2 separate regions of the Homo sapiens genome follow, and region 2 is linked to region 1. Evidence: chromatin contacts called from ENCODE Hi-C data. All regions are on one chromosome and are shown on one strand. The core of a region is the stretch at or near the end of the contact, and the rest is flanking DNA. Distances in the headings are between cores, read along the strand shown.

What was found. A loop is a pair of places that touch in the nucleus more often than their neighbours do. Pooled maps may share reads with other maps.
Region 2: a loop to region 1 is called in a map of endothelial cell of umbilical vein, with 5 times the contacts of the local background. The contact joins two enhancer-like sites. A Hi-C loop is called at or near these places in 3 of 168 maps with a recorded cell type or tissue (Caco-2, cardiac septum and endothelial cell of umbilical vein) and 3 of 50 pooled maps.

The regions. Positions count from the first base shown.
Region 1 is chr3:39,905,252-39,910,429 of GRCh38, forward strand. The region is part of intron 2 of MYRIP (myosin VIIA and Rab interacting protein); the gene reads left to right. Among named protein-coding and RNA genes, the nearest start is that of MYRIP, 98 kb to the left of the region's middle. Within about 2 kb of position 2,985, at least 6 of the 41 ENCODE cell types and tissues checked have a DNase peak (open chromatin) inside an H3K27ac peak, as active enhancers do; they include endothelial cell of umbilical vein, where a contact is called at or near this core.
Region 2 is chr3:39,957,845-39,963,022 of GRCh38, forward strand. The region is part of intron 2 of MYRIP (myosin VIIA and Rab interacting protein); the gene reads left to right. Among named protein-coding and RNA genes, the nearest start is that of MYRIP, 150 kb to the left of the region's middle. RefSeq lists a silencer at 2,954-3,248. Within about 2 kb of position 3,104, at least 2 of the 41 ENCODE cell types and tissues checked have a DNase peak (open chromatin) inside an H3K27ac peak, as active enhancers do; they include endothelial cell of umbilical vein, where a contact is called at or near this core.

The DNA of each region.
Region 1 (5,178 bases), core at 1,735-4,234:
TAAGTCCTCTGCTCCATATTTAGTTCTTGGTCCTTTAGACCTCCTGGCATGACCTTCATAAATCTAAACATGTGCTTCTGTTGCTATATTTCAATATATCAGTATTAGACATTCTTTCAGTTTTCTGCTCTGAAATTGGGGACTTAGCTCACTTACTTATATTACCCTTGTCTTTTGTTTCTTGATGATTATATTATTATTTTTGGCTTGGTGTTCTACTAGTCATCTTTCAAACTTAAATAATAGATGGAAACCTCTGAGTCTTGTTCTGTCAATGTTTGCCATTCTTTTTCAGTTCTGACAGTGCAACATTCAAATAGTGTCCCTGTCTTTACCTCTTTACCTCCTTCTGCCCTGTGTCCCAGCTTTCCCTATAATAGCTTTACTCTCATACATACAAGGTTGGGGCATTCACCCGCTGTTCCAAAAACATATTTGAGTCTCCTGTTTTGTTCATAGGATGATTCTAACTGTTGTAGCCCTTATATAGTTACGATTGAAAATATTAACATTGTTTACCGCTACCTCTCCATCTTTTTCAGAGCTTTATTGAAGTTAGCAGGTATCTGATTGTTCTTTTCCTTTTCTCTTTACCATTATGAATTAATTGTTTTTATTTCTTTGCTATTATTGGAAAGTGGTCTTGAGAGGGAGCAGAGGCCATTAAGTGTTTGCTTTGTCTGTCATCTGGAATCTAAATTCCACAGTAACTTGCTTACTAGTCAAGGTCATGTGAGGATCCTGGGGAGCGTGCAGAGGTGGAAAGCACTCCCGGTGTGCAGCATATGTGCAGAGCATGCTTTGGGGTCAAACAGATATGGGTATGAGTCCTTCTATCATGATTATCATGATTATGTTGGGCTATTTGACCTCTGAGCCTCAGAGGTCAAAATGAATCCTCTGGGCTTCATTTTGACCCAAAGCCTGGGTCATTGCTGCACATTAACCATGTCCCATTTGTAGGAAAGTTGACATTTCTGGAAACTTCACCCTGACTTTTCCTTCATCTCTGTTGATAGAGCCTCTACGGGTGAGGCACCCCATGATATGGGCTGTGTTCTTTCTGTAACAGCTCTATCCCCAGGTTCTATGATTGCAGGCATTGGTCTTGCCTACTGAGAACATATCTTTTCATGAACTTTCAGGTTTCTACACTTAGCTTTGATTGCCCTCTCTGCTTCTAGTGTTCCTCCATTTAGGAGAGTATGGCTAAACATACTGAGTGCCTAAACAGAATTCAATGGAAATAATAAATTAGCATAACAACACAGTATCTTCAACTTTGTCTATAGCAGTTATGCTTTCCCAGTAATGAAATATATCATCTATGTCATATGACTTTTTCCATACCTTTATTCTCTCAGTTATGTAACTCTTGAGAAATTTTCAAATAGTAGAAAAAAATAACCGGGCACCTATGCCACATTTAAGTCCATGATGTTCAAAAGTCTTACCCAACTACCAGATTTCTACTAGTATTTGAGTGGGAGTGTGGGGCCCTCAGCTGGGATCAGTGTGGTATTTATAGCTGCACCAGGTACTGTTGGACAGCTTTTGGACAAGCATGTTTTTGATGACATTGTTCATGGCAGAAATAAAGTCTTGGAGAAGAGAAGAGGCACTGACTGGAAGAAGAAATGCAAAATACAGCTTCCTAGGCTATCAACAGACTAGCAGGCAGACCATCCAGGTTCAGTGTGATTAGGGGTGGGAGAGGTTAAGACTTGTTTCCCTCTGTTGGACCCCAGTGCTTCCTGTGTGACTCAGATAGAGGAGGCCTGGCATCAATTGGAGTGCATTGGTCTCCCCATGGTAACTCTTGAGTACCGAACTCCTGAGTACCCCATGGACTGTGTCTGCTTGGGTGTTGGGCATTTGGTTTAGTGTTCATCATCAAAGGCCATGTTCCCTCCTCTCCATCTGCCTTTCTGTGTATCTGGCAGACAAAATTTTAAGAACTTTTTCTTCACATCTACAGTGTAGCATATCATGATGTTTCATCAGTATAAATATATAGATAGATTAAATTATTAAAATAAGTAAATAGACTGTCACCTGTGTGGCAGAGATAAACAGTGCTCACCAAATATCTTATGTGCTCATGCATATTCCCAGTGCCTTCTGCAGTTAGATTGCAGCCATGTGATTAGGTCTGGATAATCGACAGTGAGAGGAAGGGCCTGTATTACTTCCAGGTCGGGGCACTTAAGAGCTGGTGTGACTCTACTACCTCTCCCCTCGCCTTCTGTGGTGTCCTTGGAGGCCTTGTGTGGAAACATGGCACCACATGATGGAGAGAGCCTGATCCCTTTGACACTGGATGGAAGAGAGTTTCTGATGATCAGCAGGAGACTTTGTGTGGGTTTATTGGGTTAAGTCATTGAGGCCTTGGGGTTTATTTCTCACAGCGACATAGCCTAGTATTACTCTAAGTAATAGAGTTTTTGAGAGCTAAAAGAGAGCCAAATATTTATTATGCCCCAACCTTTGACTTGTAGATGAAGAAACACGCTCAGAGGGTGCATAGGCAGTTAGTGGTAGAGTCTGGATGCGACCTGAGTTTCCTGATGCCAGGGCTCCGTGTCGTCTGCCATTGGGCCTCTCAGGTAGTAGAAGACACCTGCAGCAAGATATCCAGACCTAAACTGGAATCACAGTTTATGCACTATGATTTTATATCATCAGGAACATTTACAAAGTGGTTTTAAAAATGACTGTTAATTGTACAATCCTCTGGTGTTCAAACTGAGTCTTGGAGTCATTGATGAGATAGCCACAGGCTTTAAAATTTCTCATTTACTATGTGCTTGCCAAAAGCTAGTTAGCATTTGGATAACTTCCAAAGGTTGCTGGTGCTCTAATGGACTTGGTCTGTGGAGTAGCAGGGGTTAGACTGGATGCAATTATTTTCTGTAACTGCGACTGGCGCCTAGGCTGGGCCAGGGGAAGGAAGGGAGAGCAGAGGGCAGTGAGTGTGAGATAGCACTTCCTGCTGTGTCTTTCCCAGGCGCAGCTGCCACAGCCCAGCAGCTATGATGTGTCAGCTCCTCTTCTGGCCTGTGTTAAGGAAGGGGAAATAAACGCTTTTGAGACCTGTTTCTGTTGCCCATAATGGTACCATTACTCACTTGCAGATGTGGCCCACATCTTCCTTGCCACCTCCAGGGGTAATCTTCCACCCCCCCCATTGCTCAGGTCTAAGTGTTCTGAGAAAATAAATAAGAGCTGCCAGGGTTTGTTGGAGACCCACTATGAGGAAGCAAAGCCTTTCTCAAAATCTAGAAATAATTTGTGTTTCTAGTCAGTGACACAGAGACTCCTCTGAGGATTAATCACCATTTCTTAAAGTAGAAAGAACATGGTACTTTAATAAAATGAGTTAGTGATCTTTCTTCATTCAAGATTTATTTTCATTTTAAACAAAAATTTTATTATAAGAACTTAGTAGAAACTCAAAAAGTTTCTATTTCAAACAGTAACATTCCTTTGTTTTTACTGTCTTTTGTTCTGAACACTTAAATTAAGCTAATGAATTAGCAAATACTTCTGCTTATATCCTTCCCTGAAGCTGGAAGACAGATCACCTTGTCTTTAGAAGAAATATGCCTTATGGTTTGTGAAATAACTGTGTGTGCACAGAGTGCATTTGCCTGAGGTCTCCTCATGGCCTTTTGTAGCTCTTTGATATTCTGTACTAACACTTTGGCATTAACCTGCCCAGTTAATGAATCTGCTGTCTCAGTGGGGATGCTCCAAGGTAGTTCCTTCGATGGGATTGGTAGATCAGGTCACCTGGCAGTGCCCTGAAAAATCAGAGTTGAGAGCAGGTGCATTTAATGGTGCAGTGGGAGGCAGGACACAGCTCTGGTTGAGATCACTTTGTGATGGGGGAAGGCCTAGGAGGAGACAGAACTGGGAGACCTGGGGAGAGAGCCTGGAGACTCATGGAGGGCAGGTGCGCAGGCCGCAGAAAGGAGAGTGGAGAGGACTGATCTTAAAGCTAGAAGGTATCTCACAAGATTATTTTTAAAACTCTGTCTTAGTATTGGTATTTTTGTCAATAATGGAAGGCCAATATTAATCCAAAGCTGTTGGGTATTTATTAATTTGCTTCAAAATCATATTTTGAATGTCAGGACCCTTCTGGGCAAATATGAAAGGGGTGAAAGGGCAGTAGGGGACTCACAAATTTAGTAAGGTTATTAGCCCTTGAAGAAGAGTCCAAAAGATGAGCTAAATCCTATATGAATAATTAGGATGCTATAGACAATGAGAAATAAAGATATTAAGGCAGACTCATGGGAATACATCTGTCTTAGAGGAGGGGGCTAGGAAAAGGAAAAGACTTCCTGAAGGAGAGGTGTGTTTGATTTGACCCTTGAAGATGGACTGGATTTTTTAGTGGATTGACACATAGGTCTGAGCAGCAGGGAGCATCCTGGGTAAAGTAATATGGATAGAAAAGGGAACATGTTTTCACAACCCCAAATCAGGACCTGTGGTGGGGCAGGGGAGGAAGAGACTGTTTTGAAGATAATTCTACTTCACTGTTACTAATAGCATTGAATAGAGTGTGGGGTTCCAGGAATATCATCTCCCTTTATCCCAACAATCCTGGGAAAAGCACGTTCTTTTTTTTTGTTTGTTTGTTTTGTTTTGAGACAGAGTCTCACTCTGTCACCCAGGCTGGAGTGCAGTGGTAGATCTCAGCTCACTGCAACCTCTGCTTCCCGGGTTCAAGCGATTCTCCTGCCTTAGCCTCCTGAGTAACTGGGATTACAGGTGTGTGCCACCACACCCCGCTGATTTTTGTATTTTTAGGAGAGATGGGATTTCATCATGTTGGTCAGGCTGGTCTTGAACTCCTGATCTTGTGATCCACCCACCTCTGCCTCCCAAAGTGCTGGGATTACAGGCCTGAGCCACCATGCCCGGCCGCATATTCTTATCTATTTACAAAATGGGAGAACCGAGGCTCTAAAACGGTGTTAAATAATTTGCTCAAGTTGTACAGAGTAAGAAGTGAATTCAAACTCAGGCGGAGCAGCCCTAGAGTGAGACCAGTACCAAGGCAGTACACTGCCCTTGGTACTGAAAACAAGGACATTCAGGTGCCGTGGGATAGAATAGATGAAATTAGGACCATCTTGGAAAATCTGGCACCTGTGCTTGCTAAAA
Region 2 (5,178 bases), core at 1,854-4,353, 53 kb after region 1:
ATCAATGTGCAACAATCACAAGCATTCCTATACACCAATAATAGACAAACACAGAGCCAAATCATGAGTGAACTCCCATTCACAATTACTTCAAAGAGAATAAAATACCTAGGAATCTAACTTACAAGGGATGTGAAGGACCTCTTCAAGGAGAACTACAAACCAGTGCTCCACGAAATAAAAGAGGATACAAACAAATGGAAGAACATTCCATGCTCATGGATAAGAAGAATCAATATCATGAAAATGGCCATACTGCCCAAGGTAATTTATAGATTCAATGCCATCCCTATCAAGCTACCAATGACTTTCTTCACAGAATTGGAAAAATTACTTTAAAGTTCATACGGAACCAAAAAAGAACCCGCATTGCCAAGTCAATCCTAAGCCAAAAGAACAAAGCTGGAGGCATCACGCTACCTGACTTCAAACTATACTACAAGGCTACAGTAACCAAAACAGCATGGTACTGGTACCAAAACAGAGATATAGACTGATGGAACAGAACAGAGCCCTCAGAAATAATGCCACAAAGCTACAACCAACTGATCTTTGACAAACCTGAGAAAAACAAGCAATGGGGAAAGGATTCCCTATTTAATAAATGGTGCTGGGAAAACTGGCTAGCCATATGCAGAAAGCTGAAACTGGATCCCTTCTTTATACCTTATACAAAAATTAACTCAAGATGGATTAAAGACTTAAATGTTAGACCTAAATCCATAAAAACCATAGAAGAAAACCTAGGCAATACCATTCAGGACATAGGCATGGGCAAGGACTTCATGTCTAAAACAACAAAATCAATGGCAACAAAAGCCAAAATTGACAAATGGGATCTAATTAAACTAAAGAGCTTCTGCACAGCAAAAGAAACTGCCATCAGAGTGAACAGGCAACCTACAGAATGGGAGAAAATTTTTACCATCTACCCATCTGACAAAGGGCTAATATCCAGAATCTACAAAGAACTTAAACAAATTTACAAGAGAAAATCAACCCCATCAAAAAGTGGGTGAAGTATATGAACAAGACACTTCTCAACAGAAGATATTTATGCAGCCAACAGACACATGAAAAAATGCTCATCATCACTGGCCATCAGAGAAATGCAAATCAAAACCGCAATGAGATACCATCTCACACCAGTTAGAATGGCAATCATTAAAAAGTCAGGAAACAACAGGTGCTGGAGAGGATGTGGAGAAATAGGAACACTTTTACACTGTTGGTGGGACTGTAAACTAGCTCAACCATTGTGGAAGACAGTGTGGCGATTCCTCAAGGACCTAGAACTAGAAATACCATTTGACCCAGACATCCCATTACTGGGTACATAAAGGATTATAAATCATGCTGCTATAAAGACACATGCACACGTATGTTTATTGTGGCACTATTCACAATAGCAAAGACTTGGAACCAACCCAAATGTCCATCAATGATAGACTGAATTAAGAAAATGTGGCACATATACACCATGGAATACTATGCAGCCATACAAAAGGATGAGTTCATGTCCTTTGTAGGGACATGGATGAAGCTGGAAACCATCATTCTCAGCAAACTATCGCAGGGACAGAAAACCAAACACCACATATTCTCACTCATAGGTGGGAATTGAACAATGAGAACACTTGGACACAGGGTGGGGAACGTCACACATCAGGGCCTGTCATGGGGTAGGGGGAGCAGGGAGGGATGGCATTAGGAGATATACCTAATGTAAATGACGAGTTAATGGGTGCAGCACACCAGCATGGCACATGTATACATATGTAACAAACCTGTACATTGTGCACATGTACCCTAGTACTTAAAGTATACTTTAAAAAAAAAAAAGCAAACTTACTGAATCTTAGTTTATAATTAAAAGCAACACTAAAACAAGTGGATTGTATAGAAGAATGAAAGTTTTAAGTATCAATTCAATATAATTAAATATTGTGTAACATATGTTGAATAACCGAAGCAGAGTTCAACAGATTTATATCCGGAATCGTTTTTCTTCTGAATGGCAGTGCTCCTGTCTAGCACCATGGTGTTCGTGATTCCTTATCAACTTAGTGCCCCCCATGTGAGCAGGCTGAACTGAGTACTTGTGATATGAGGTACAAAACAGGTAGGAAAAAAGACTTTGTTGTGTATAGCAAAGAAGGAACTGGCATCAGCTTCCTGAGCTCTCAGGCATCTCCCATTCCCAATCTTAAGGAAGGCCTTTCTCCTGGTTCTGGCATTATCCCTGGGAATGAGTGGGATCAGCAGTGGATGTGACAGTGACTTGTTCCTCCAGTCCCCATCACTGACTTAGGGAGCATCATAAGAGCCAGTGAGTTTGGCTCTTAGAAATACGTAAGCAGTGAAACCCACTAGTCCCATCTCTTGCACCTAGTTTAGTCTGTTTATAGTGTCAGTCCCTCTCCCCCCATTCTTTCCTGCACCTCCCCAAAGCCCATCATATCCAAAGTGGGAATCAATTCTCACTGGACATTTATCCCTGAGACTTTCTTGTAAAAAACACATGAGTCCTATTAACAAAACAATTGTTTAATTTTACTTAGGGAGGCAAAGTTTAATAATAGCATGCAGTAAACTTTTTGCTAATAATTGTTCTTTTTCCCTCTTTTCCCTAATCATGGGGGAAAATGTAGTTCATTAGCAAGTTGACCTGCTCTCTTGTTTTTATTCACCAAACAGAACTCTAAAGAATTGATTCAGCTTTGCAGAGGAACAATATTGTATTAAGACAGCACTATTTCTACAGTTAAACTAGCATGACTAGCTTATAAATCAAAGCAGCACTATTGGCGCCACATATATGTGTTGTGTATTTCTTTTGGCAAAGTTACAACTTTAAAGAATTGACATTTTGGATCACCATGTGGTAGTTTAGCCATAACAGGTTGCTAATGAGGGAATCAAGGCAGAGGCAGATGTTTCCTTAAATGTGAGCTTACATAAGCCACTTTAGTTGGTTCTGGTTTTAAACAATTGCATTTCTTGGGGACCAAGTTGTACACTGGATCTTCCTTCTGAAAATCGATACCTCCCCCTCATGAGTGTTGTGCTGTGCAGACAGGAACCTCATGGTGAGGAGAAGTGCAGCTTTGATTGTTGCTGCTCTTTTAATGTCATGCCGAATGGAATGGCACTTCGCAATCTCTCAACCACAGCAGTTTCCTCTTCTCATTCAAATCTAAGATACAAGCATTTCCCTAACTACTGTTTGAATCCAAAATGTTTATTTGGCAGACTGGTGCAAGTTGAATTCTGGAAGGAAATCTAGTTTTAAAAAATGTCTTAGAACATTATGTTCAGGGTTAAAGTCAAGGACCGTATTTCCCACACATGTTGTTTTTCAGGCAATTTTCCTTGAGTTTTTTGCAGAAGAAGCCAGAATGGTGTTTACAGGTGGAAGGGAAATGGTAGCAGCAGACCCAGAGAGCAAAGAGATCCACACGCATTTCCCTGATAATTATTTTATTCATTTATACTTCTGTCTTACTTCAGAAAGGATTTGAAGTGGCTTACTGATGTAACCACAGTTCTGCTAGAATAGATAAGGCCAAAGGAAATAAAAGTGGAGAAACAAGAAGAGATCAACTCATGTTACTCTAAACTGAATCACTTGCAGTTCCCACGATTTGCGAGTCCCATTTTCCTTTCATGTTCTGGGAGTTCAACCAGGAAAGGAACATGTTGAGTCTGGATTGTTGAGGCCGGAGAGTAAGGCACTGGGTTTGAAGGACAAAATCAACCACACTGGCCTTACTTCCTGACCTTGCTCTCTGGAAGACCCCAGATTTGGATTTTGAAATAACCCGTTACTAGTCGAGATATCTAATGTCAGAAGACCACAAAACTGCATCTTTTAGTCCTATTGCATTATTTCTACTCTTGAAATTAGCTCCCTCAACAAGATACATTTTCCTATTTTGTTTTGAGATATCTGCTTCTCATTATAGCATCAGCCAGCCACATGTCTTGCATTAGGACCTTTAAGTCAACAAGTAGGAGATTAAAGGGAATTAAATGCAAGCATTTCAGGTAGGCCCAGGGAATAAGGGCATTAGGTGGCAGGTTACCTGGATGGCGCAGCAGGGTTAAAATTATCCCTATATGATCCTGTTTCATGAACAAAAGATGAATGGACTCTCTTAAAAGACTTTATAAGGCCAGTTAAGAGCAGAATAGTATAGCATGGTAATCGACACTCTTGATGTCTAATTAATTCATCTGGATTCAAACTGAAGATTAGCCATTTTTTAGCTGTATGACCTTGAACAAGTGGCTTAACTTCTCAGAGCCTGTTTGCCCATCTATAGGATGGTTATAATAATACCACCTATCTCCAGATTGTTATGAAGGTCAAGTAAAATTATGCACATAAAAATTTAGGCATCACCTGACATGTGGTAATCCCTCAGTAAGTGTCAGTGGTTATTGTGTCTAAACCCCTGACCTGTTGTTATTGTAACTCTGCATCTTCATTGTTTAAGGAACTGAGTGACTATTAGGAGGAATTAAATTCCCTGTCAGTCTGCTGGGACATAATTTGGAGATGGATAAGGACCCCAAAGCACTAATGGCTACATGGTCTCTGGGCTAGTTTTTTTTTTTTTTCCACTTGTTCAATGAAGGGATGGGAATTGAGGACCTATAAAGTTCATTCTCATGTGAAAATTATCTCTGGGTGAAATGGTGCTTCTTTGTTTGTCCAGAGATACATGTTTCCTCTGAGAAGGGCCTAAATTGCATTGCAAAATGAAGAGATTCAAGGGCTGTAGTGCAGTTACTTCTTCACAAAGCATTAGCCCAGAGTGTCCTCCCACCCAGGGCTTTTCAATCCTTGAATGAGCATGTAAAGGCACCCCTAGGTCTTAGAGAATCAGGGCCTCATGTTTTAGAGCCCTAAGTTACTGAGTGTGGGCTGTGACTTAGAATCACTGTGTAGGAATGTGAAAGAAAATCTGCCAGCCCATTCTTGGCCAAGATGCTGGATTTGGAAGCCAAGATTCACTTGACTTGCAGACAGTTTCTGTGTTATAGAGCAGTAGAATTATAGATGATTGATTTTTTCAATTTAGTTTTATATTTTCAAGTTCTCATACATCGGTATTATGAGAGAACATACACATAAGACAAAGCAACAGTAAATAAAATTATGTGCAAATAATT